Linked DNA regions of Homo sapiens: region 2 is linked to region 1. Evidence: read pairs that join two places in POLR2A ChIA-PET (ENCODE). Cell type or tissue: Panc1. All regions are shown on one strand. Each heading gives the region's core, and the rest is flanking DNA. Links, peaks and the distances in the headings are about the cores only. Region 1 overlaps PTPRK (protein tyrosine phosphatase receptor type K). Region 2 overlaps LINC02536 (long intergenic non-protein coding RNA 2536).

What was found. ChIA-PET counts read pairs that join two places held together with the same protein. Peaks named below come from ENCODE experiments on the same cell type or tissue, not always from the same donor. Only the 100,000 strongest peaks of a DNase experiment are listed, where the experiment ranks them.
Region 2: POLR2A ChIA-PET joins it to region 1 with 6 read pairs; 2 of 35 experiments call an interaction of 5 or more read pairs at or near these places.

The regions. Positions count from the first base shown.
Region 1 is chr6:128,498,201-128,503,594 of GRCh38, reverse strand. The region is part of intron 1 of PTPRK (protein tyrosine phosphatase receptor type K); the gene reads left to right. Among named protein-coding and RNA genes, the nearest start is that of PTPRK, 20 kb to the left of the region's middle. In Panc1, for the core only: no CTCF peak of the experiment used is centred there; no DNase peak of the experiment used is centred there; H3K27ac peaks cover 1,301 bases.
Region 2 is chr6:127,664,159-127,669,552 of GRCh38, reverse strand. It overlaps LINC02536 (long intergenic non-protein coding RNA 2536), which reads right to left. Exons shown (of 4, transcript XR_001743853.2): 2 at 4,921-5,061; 3 at 4,092-4,210. Among named protein-coding and RNA genes, the nearest start is that of LINC02536, 3.0 kb to the right of the region's middle. In Panc1, for the core only: no CTCF peak of the experiment used is centred there; no DNase peak of the experiment used is centred there.

The DNA.
Region 1 (5,394 bases), core at 176-5,175:
GGTTAAGTTAATCAAATAGTAAATGCATGTTCATTCTGTGCCAGGCAGTGTATATAGCACAGAGGGCAAAATGATTTAGTTGACTAAGTCCCTGCACTTAATGACCTTACAGACTATTTAGAAGATCTAGAAATAAGTAAGATATAATTAAGAGTGGGAGGTACAAAAAGTGCCATCAGGACGTGGAGAAAGTACAGTCACTCACTCCTGGGTGATTAGTTAAGTTTCTCGGATCAGGCCATCAATTGGCAAAATCCTTATGAATGGGCACAAAATGTACTTGGGAAAATGAGGAAGTAATAGCGATGGTGGTAAATGTTTAATAATCAGCTCTCAAGCCAAAAAGTTCAGGTTTTATTTGTTTGTTTTGAGATGGAGTCTCGCTCTGTTGCCTAGGCTGGAGTGCAGTGGCGCGATCTCGGCTCACTGCAACCTCTGCCTCCTGGCTTCAAGTGATTCTCCTGCCTCATCCTCCTGAGTAGCTGAGATTACAGGCATATGCCATACGCCCGGCTAATTTTTGTATTTTTAGTAGAGGCGGGGGTTTCACCACGTTGGCCAGGCTGGTCTCGAACTCCTGACCTCGTGATCTGCCTGCCTTGGACTCCCAAAGTGCTGAGATTACAGATGTGAGCCACCATGCCTGGCCAAAGTTCAGGTTTTAGCACTTGCCAGTTTCCATGGTATAAATACTACCACCATGGCTGAATTCAAAGGACCAATGTGACATCACTGAACACAAAATTAGGAAGAGATGCATAGTAACACACCCTTATTTAGTACTTCCACCATACAGATACAAGAGAAGTAAATATCCTGCAAATATAATTAATAGTAAAATAATTAGAAAGTGATAAGTTTTGATTTATTACCTCTGTTTTTAATATAATTTATTTAGCTGTAAGTTTATATAATTTAATTTTAAATAATGGTTGTGACTAATAACTGGCCCACAAAATTCCTGAACATTTTAGCAACTGACTTTCAGGAGCTGGTATAGGCTGGTTTCAGCCCAGCCCACTACTCCATGCCTTATAATTTGGCATATGGGTGTGAGGAATCCAGTGAGATAATCCTCTTTAATTATGGGATCTTTCTATAACACTTTCCTAATTGAACAGTTTAGTGTAAGAAAACCTGGTCCATTTTGAAACTCCCTGGCAGGGGTTTAGTTATCAAGAAACTTTAGGTTCGTTGACACAAAATGTTGATGTCAGAAGGCTTTGGTGCATCCACTGTGGAGCTTAATCTCAGGAATAAATCCCCAAGAAGAAGACTGTTTTTCTGTTTAACTCAAGTTTCCCCACTATACAGGATTGACTCTCTTTGGTCTCAGGTGCTGATATGACTATTCAAGCTCTCTTTAAGTCCTGTTAACTTAGAGCACTGCTAGGACTATATAAAAGGTAAACTTTTCAATGTCTTTGAACTATGGACATTTTTCATGCTAAACACCATCTTTCCCAAATACTACACAGTAGGTAGTGGGTTTTCAGTAAATGTAGCTTGTAAATTACTACATCATCTTTGTACTAACAAACCTCCCGTGGCTCACAAGAGCACCCAATATTTAAGTTATTCAGAAATATTGGAAGAATCAACATGTCTGTAAAAGTAGGTAGATTTTCATCCAATTCTGCTATACATTGCCACTTTGATGGATTTTAATTTTGGGTGTATGTATGTGAAATTGTTAACATCTACAAAATATACATTATTAAATATAAAGCATGTTTTTTCATCTTAATACTGCATTTGGGCTTTGATTTAATGGTCTTTTATCATTATTTTCTACTGAATTATCAGTTACTTTTAAGCAGTTATTACTATTTGTTAGCTAAAGTTACTTTTGATTATTTCACTTGAGTTTTAAAATTCTTTCATTATTTAATCTCTATCAGTGTTAGAAAAGTGGAATGTTGTTTTAACATATGCTCTTATAATATTTGTTTATATAGGACAAAAATATTTCATGTTCCAAAAAATGTCATGTAAGATTAATGTAGCGCTAAATGGAAATTCCTGTGCTCCACATGCCTTTGTTAGGCTCCGCCCACAAAAAACCTAGTGTCTAAAACTAAGATATTCACATTTTAAGGCATATTGTAAGAAAGTTCTTGAAATTGGCAGATTGTGAATATGTTGTATATGTATTTTTTCCCTTTTAATGGGAAGGGTGTGTGTGTGTGTGTGTGTGTGTGTGATTTGAGTTTAGTAATATATGACAAAGTGCTGACAGTCCCCAAGTGACTTATGACTTATTTTGGGAAAATGGATTTTCTCCATATGATTTCTCTTTGTATATCTTATATAAAATCTTTTATCTTGTAGCAGGAAAAAAATTTACTTTCCCTTATATATGAACAATTTCAAGAATTTGGAAGCATTCCAAACTTTACAGTTTAAACATAGATTTCAGGCTGGGCACAGTGGCTCATGCCTGTAATCCAGCACTTTGGCAGGCTGAGGCAGATGGATCATTTGAGGTCAGGAGTTTGAGACCAGCCTGGTCAACGTGGTGAAACCCTGTCTCTATTAAAAATACAAAAATTAGCTGGGTGTGGTTGCACACACCTGTAGTCCCAGCCTACCTGGGAGGCTGAGGCAGGAGGATTGCTTGAGCCCAGGAGGTGGAGGTTGCAATAAGTCGAGATTATGCCACTGCACTTAGCCCGGGCTAGTCCCAGCCTACCTGGGAGGCAGGAGGATTGCTTGAGCCCAGGAGGCGGAGGTTGTAGTGAGCTGAGATTATGCCACTGCACTTAGCCCGGGCAACAGAGTATAGATTTCATAATAAAGATTCCTCAGACTGTGCAAAACAAAATGTAGATTTTTAACTCTTCTCAGTTAGTACTCTTTCTCCTTGAGGAAACCAAGTGGGAGAAGACATAGAGACAAATAATATTCAGAATTAATAAAGGTGTAGCACTAAGTCGATTGTTTCCTGTACTTAAATGGTTATATAATAGGAAAAAGACATATGTTCATATAAACTCTCAGGGATTTATTTTTAAAGAGCAATCTCTTCTGTGTGACCTGTGATCAGTAGACGTTAAACTCAATCTCTTACCTTTATGCCTATAATACTTTAACAATTAATTGATATTCAGAGTGATGGCTGAATTAGCTAAGCATAATCAAAAATGTAATTATGCTGGGTAAATTGTAATTCATAAGGCTGGAAAGCTTACCAGTAGTGGCCACAGTGATTGAAATGAGACTCCCCCCCCCAAATTTTCAGTTAATCACATGATTGTATTAACTAGGATGACCCATTTTTAGAGCATCTGTTTCTGACAACTTCTAATTTGTATTACTCTCTATTTCAACATTCTGTTTATTCAGCAGGGCCTGATAAAGATTTTTAGTTCATGTCTCACTATATTTAGCCACTCCTTCACTGCAGCCTGATGACATAATGACAACAATACATGAGCATCAGGATTTTACCTGCCTCTGCATCAGAAACTGAAGCCATTGGTGTATGTTTCTCTGGGCCATTTACATGTCTTGCCTGAGTATTTCAGAGGTAAACATTGTATCCCTTTTGAGTGTTTTGAGTCCACCAACCTATAGGGACATAACTTTAAAAATTATTTTCAATAACTAACATTTTAGTGTTTACTGGTCCTAGCATTGAGCTAAGTATCAGCTCATTATTTTCAAATTGTATGTAACCACCCATTTGGTGGGTACCGAATTCAATTCAGTAGGTAGCAACCAGCTTAAGGAAGAAAACCAGACCAACCATGAAATAGAATATAACAAAAACAATAACAAAGGTAATCATACATTTTGTAGAGGAAGAGAGAAGTATTGTTTCATGAAACTTTGGTTTTAATGGAATAGATTTATGTATCCTTATATGTCTGTGTACTGAGTCACAATGCAAAAAGAATTTCTAACTGTGGGTCTGGCCAAAAATATGGGAAAGTTACTATACTTCTCTCATACAATGTTTGCTATAAATCCTATTCACACAACTTTATAAGCTCCAAGTTTTTTCTCTTAACTATTATGTCGTGGCACTTCCTGGTACAGTGCAAAGAGCATAGAGTTTGCGTAATTTGGTAAATGAGTAATTTAACTTATATAGCCTGTTTCCTTATCCTCAATTCGTGTATAATTTCTGGATATTTACAGGGTTGTGAGAATCAAACTGGGTAATTTATGTTGGATATTCTTTTCCAAATTGAGCTACACATATGTAAGTTACTATGATTGTAATGCCTTGCCCTTTGGCCCTTCAAATACTAATTGACTACTGGGTTTGACTTAGGAAGACTGGATTGTCTTTTAAAATATTTTTCGAACCTGAAGATTTACAGTTCAGTGTTTTCACTTGTAGAGATCAGTCCTGTTGAGTACTTTTTACACAGTCTTTTGTTTCTTCTTTATGACAGGATGTTGTGAATAAAGCTAAGGTTTTTTTTTTATTTACTTTTCCTATTTTGGTATTACTCTTGACAAAAGCAATGGAAGGCAAATGTACTTTGGACATACCTGTATGAACTCATTATTCACATTTGTCTTCAAATAAAGCTGCATTTTGATTTTAAAACAAAATAACACTATGTAAATAAAACTCGATTTAAAATTTACGTTGAAATACCTATTGTGATACTCAATGGAACATTGAAATAATTTTGACCAATAAAAATATATCCAAGACTTAACAACAACAAAGGAATAAAAAAGATACACAAAACCTCCAATCAACTGTAAAACTTGTGAGTAGAGATATTTCAGTAATTGAAAATAGCTAGCAGAGTAGCTGTCCGCTGCCTGTCTTCTCTCTCTCTGCCATTCATTCTATTTATCTATCTATGTGGGTATCCAGCTGAATTTTTTGTCAAGATATATGTTTTTATTCCATATTTATTCTGTGGCCTAATCCAAAATATAATCATAAAAATATATATTTTACATTTTATGTATCAGTGTGGCATAACCTTATAATTCAGTATATATCCTGAAGACTTTGAGTTATGCACATTGTCATACTTAGACATAGTTCTCAACCTTTAGAGGATCAGACAGTTATCTGGACAGAGGAGCATTGATGCCACTGTTCTCCAGCATTCCCTTAGCCTCATCTTGCTAAAAGCAGAAGAGGATATTGGGATGCAAATAAAGTAGAGGAAGGGCTCTTTGCCAAGTGCTGTTTATTGAACTGAGTAAACGTCTCCCCCATGGGTTGGAGGGAGCTGGTTCGTTTAAGTGGGCAAGAAAAGCCAGTATTCTTCCAAGTAATGAGGTTTCTTAAATAAATATTCCAAATGTAGATTCTCTGGGCTGCATCAACAAGGGGCAAGCCTGAAAAGTCCCCTCAGTATCCAGGAGCCCAGGTTGAGAAGGGTTCTGTTTTGAAACTGGAAACTGTCCGTAGTTTGG
Region 2 (5,394 bases), core at 296-5,295, 830 kb after region 1:
AACCAATATCATACTGAATGGGCAAAAACTGGAAGCATTCCCTTTGAAAACTGGTACAAGACAGCGATGCCCTCTCTCACCACTCCTATTCAACATAGTGTTGGAAGTTCTGGCCAGGGCAATCAGGCAGGAGAAGGAAATAAAGGGTACTCAATTAGGAAAAGAGGAAGTCAGATTGTCCCTGTTTGCAGATGACATGATTGTATATCTAGAAAACCCCATTGTCTCAGCCCAAAATCTCCTTAAGCTGATAGGCAACTTCAGCAAAGTCTCAGGATACAAAATCAATGTGCAAAAATCACAAGCATTCTTATACACCAATAACAGACAAACAGAGACAAATCATGAGTGAACTCCCATTCACAGTTGCTTCAAAGAGAATATAATACCTAGGAATCCAACTTACAAAGGACATGAAGGACCTCTTCAAGAAGAACTACAAACCACTGCTCAGTGAAATAAAAGAGGATACAAACAAGTGGAAGAACATTCCATGCTCATGGGTAGGAAGAATCAATATCGTGAAAATGGCCATACTGCCCAAGGTAATTTATAGATTCAAGGCCATCCCCATCAAGCTACCAATGACTTTCTTCACAGAATTGGAAAAAACTACTTTAAAGTTCATATGGAACCAAAAAAGGGCCTGCATTGCCAAGTCAATCCTAAGCCAAAAGAACAAAGCTGGAGGCATCATGCTACCTGACTTCAAATTATACTACAAGGCTACAGTAACCAAAACAGCATGGTACTGGTACCAAAACAGAGTTATAGACCAATGGAACAGAACAGAGCCCTCAGAAATAATACCACATATCTACAACCATCTGATCTTTGACAAACGTGACAACTACAAGAAATGGGGAAAGGATTCCCTATTTAATAAATGGTGCTGGGAAAACTGGCTAGCCATATGTAGAAAGCTGAAACTGGATGCCTTCCTTACACCTTATACAAAAATTAATTCAAGATGGATTAAAGACTTAAATGTTAGACCTGAAACCATAAAAACCCTAGAAGAAAACCTATGCAACACCATTGAGGACATAGGCATGGACAAGGACTTCATGTCTAAAACACCAAAAGCAATGGCAACAAAAGCCAAAATTGACAAATGGGATCTAATTAAACTAAAGAGCTTCTGCACAGCAAAAGAAACTACCATCAGTGTGAACAGGCAGCCTACAGAATGGGAGAAGATTTTTGCAATCTACTCATCTGACAAAGGGCTAATATCCAGAATCTACAATGAACTCAAATTTACAAGAAAAAAACAAACAACCCCATCAAAAAGTGGGCGAAGGATATGAACAGACACTTCTCAAAAGAAGACATTTATGCAGCCAAAAGACGCATGAAAAAATGCCCATCATCACTGGCCATCAGAGAAATGCAAATCAAAACCACAATGAGATACCATCTCACACCAGCTAGAATGGCGATCATTAAAAAGTCAGGAAACAACAGGTGCTGGAGAGGATGTGGAGAAATAGGAACACTTTTACACTGTTGTTGGGACTGCAAACTAGTTCAACCATTGTGGAAGTCAGTGTGGGGATTCCTCAGGGATCTAGAACTAGAAATACCATTTGACCCAGCCATCCCATTACTGGGTATATACCCAAAGGATTATAAATCATGCTGCTATAAGGACACATGCATACCTATGTTTATTGTGGCACTATTCACAATAGCAAAGACTTGGAACCAACCCAAATGTCCATCAATGATAAACTGGATTAAGAAAATGTGACACATATACACCATGGAATACTATGCAGCCATAAAAAAGGATGAGTTCATGTCCTTTGTAGGGACATGGATGAAGCTGGAAACCATCATTCTCAGCAAACTATCACAAGGACAAAAAACCAAACACCGCATGTTCTCACTCATAGGTGGGAATTGAACAATGAGAACACATGGACACAGGAAGGGGAACATCACACACCGGGGCCTGTTGTGGGGTGGGGGGAGGGGGGAGGGATAGCATTAGATGATATACCTAATGTTAAATGATGAGTTAATGGGTGCAGCACACCAGCATGGCACATGTATACATATGTAACTAACATGCATGTTGTGCACATGTACCTTAAAACTTAAAGTATAATAAAAAAAAATTTTTCCATAAAAAAAAGGAATCCAAATAAGACATGAGGCAAAAGAATTCAAAAGCCACATTGTATCCTAGGCTGAAATTCACTAACCTATTATATCTAGTATCTCATTTCCAGCTTTATTGGCCAATATAGCTCACCAAAGACTATATAAAAAAAAATCAAAGGGAAGAATAAAATAGAATCCCCAGTTGTAAATAACGGTGTTATTTCAAAACTCACCTAGTATTACTCCAGAAGCTTTCTACTTACCTATGCAGAATTCCCTTGCCATTCTTTAACTCTTTTCTGGCAAGCATTTAGTATTCAGGAATGAGAGACCTTTCATTAAAGAGGCTCTATCTGAAGCTCTAGGAGTGTGCCTATCAACAATTTAAATGACTAAAAGTTTCAACTGGTAGTCAATCTAGTTTGCCTGTGAACTCTTATCTCCTTTCTTAGATTTTTGGACTGTGGTAACATCTCTGAACTTGTAATTACTAAAGTAGTTAAATTATTTGATCCATGTTTAATATGATATGAGATTTCATATCATCCACTTACTCTCTATCTAGAATGCACTTTATGAGCACACGTCCTCTTTTAGGCAGGCGTCAGAATATTAACTTCGCCTTAGATATTCTTTTTCTTAAGGTCAGAAGTGATCTGATAAAGAAAACTTTAGGAAAAATATGTCTTCCTTGCTCTCCATGTAGGAGTTACTGACTTCTCTTTCTCTGAAGAATTCAGACTAACACAGATGTAAAGCCTGAATTTTCAGCCAGGCTTTGTGAATAGACCTTCTGGAAGGGCTACAGTGAATGGCTCAAGAGCTTCTTTCCAGGTTTAGTAGGCTAAGAGGCTGTGTCATTTAATTGTAGGAGGGAATAAAGGGAAAAAGTAGAAAAGAAAGGTAATAAAAAAGATGAAAAGATAAACTTGAAAGGGAGAAATTAATATTAATAGTGTTACTCTGTAGGCCATAGACAGCAGCTCTAAAATTATTAGTTGTAATAGGTTATAAACTGGAAAATAAACACTTAATAAATTTTAAAAGTGATCTCATGCTCCAATTAGAGAAATTGACATCAGTCTTGCATAATACAATTTGATAATGTAGTTAATCATGAGCCAAACCTTTTGAAGACTAATCAATTTAAGCTACGATCTTCATTTCCAAAGATAAAAGATGACAGAATAGAAGGTTACCATACTTACAAAGATTCCTTGGTGAAAATTGTAAATACACTTTATTAATAAATGAAAAAGTTATTTTCTGAAATACTGTAGAAATCATTCAAATCCAAATTCAACAACTGAAGCTGACAGAGAGAAGTGCACAATTAATCTCATACTTGAGATACATTGTCTTACATGTCACTGAACCTTGACATTCCAGCATCAATGTTTGCTCCATGTTCTTTCTATAGTAAAGGTGTGCATCCTCATCTGCTTGTACACAGACATGCCTATAATATTGACAACTTTTTAATTACAAATACCTAAGTATAACTAATATGATGTTGAGAATCGATGTCAAAATAAAATTACAATACATGTAGTTGCTAATCTTATCCATTCCTTAGATTATTGTGTATAATTATTTTGGTTGCCTGTCCAAAAATAAGTTTATTCTTAAAACCTTTGTTTTGACACTTGACAAGGAATTTTTCTTCACACATTCACATTACAAATTAATCAGGCTTGAGTGAAAGAACTTGCAATTATGAGGACAGATATGATTTGTTTCTCATCTCAACATTCATAATAAGTAGTTAACTGTACAAGTTAATCATTGGTCAGAATCATTGAAGGGTACCCGGTACAAATATTGCTGGAAATTAAGGGACCTAAATTATAGCTTACAGTCACAGATATTGAAAATATACAAATGCCATAGACAGAAGCTCTAAGTGGGTTTTTAAATATTCAATAGAGTGGAATTCATGTTTTAGTGCATTCCAGTCATCTAAAATAATCACAGTGCTCTACCTGAAAACACTTTTTGGACATATTCATAGTTTGCTGGAGGGATGCATAGCTTTCCTCTATAGATTAATAGAAGACAAGTCTATACTCTGAAGGTGGTAAATTATCTCAGCAGGAAATTCCTGAAAAATACAGAATCAAGTACATCAAAGCATTATATAAAAACTAAAACTTAGAAGTGGGCTATCAAAGATGATTTTTTCACTATTTAAATTAAAGGATTGGGTAAAATGAAGAATTCTGCAAGTACAATTAATTTATTCCTCAAGCAAGTGAATGGAATACATTAAATGTGGGAAAGTACAGTAAATCTGGGAGAGCCAGAAATTGTTCTAAATCAAGGCTCTAGTTTGGATGCAGATACACACACATGATTCAAAGTTTGATATCAGAAGTATACAAACCTATCTACTTGCAGATCAAATATTAATCATGTACTAGATCTTTTTCCCATTCAGACAGGAAATTCAGAAGATGATTCTCACAGGTGGAGAAGTTTATCTAACAATTAAGTCATCCTGTAATCAATAGTCAATAAATGTCCCTCAGGTTTCTGATATTGGTATATCTGAAGAGCTGAACTAATTTTGTACTATCTTGCTCTGCGTTATCAGATTCTTTGAAGATTCTGACTTCCTTTCCAAACAGTTTACATAATATTTCCAAGATTTGTAACTTACTGTATACACTTTATCGTATTTCAGCTGACCACTGTCCTTTGAACTACATGCTTATTTTTGGTCTAAAACTCTTTAGTTGGGTCTTTTTCTATGTATCTATATTGTCCTATCATTTCTGGTTCCTCCTAGGCATTGATTATTCTCGGATCTACCTGTTTCTCCTTCTTCTGTAGATAATGTTGGCTGTCAAGGTTGTAATTCTATACCTTCTGTCAATTATTCTTTGCCTCCTGTGCTCCTAGGTCAATTGTCAGAAAAGGGTTGTGATGATCAATCCTGCCATCAAGGAGAAGCTGAAATATCCATCGATACAAAGTGTTAGGTCAAGGACACACAGGATAGATAAGACTTTAAAGGAATGCTCATCCATCATTCATAAAGCTGGTAAAGCACTAGGAAAGTCAAAGCAATGAAATGTCAGAGCGCGTTGCTAAGGAATGCAAACCTAACTCATGGATGTCAATTGGCTTCAGCCAGGAAATTCCCAGTACACATCTACTTGAAGCAAGATACTCTTTCAGGCCTCTGGCAAGTGAAAATATTAATCACTATAAATTTAGGCTCTCTGGGCTCTACTCATTCTTTAATTTAATATGAAGGCCATCAAACTAAGTAAATAGTTGTGG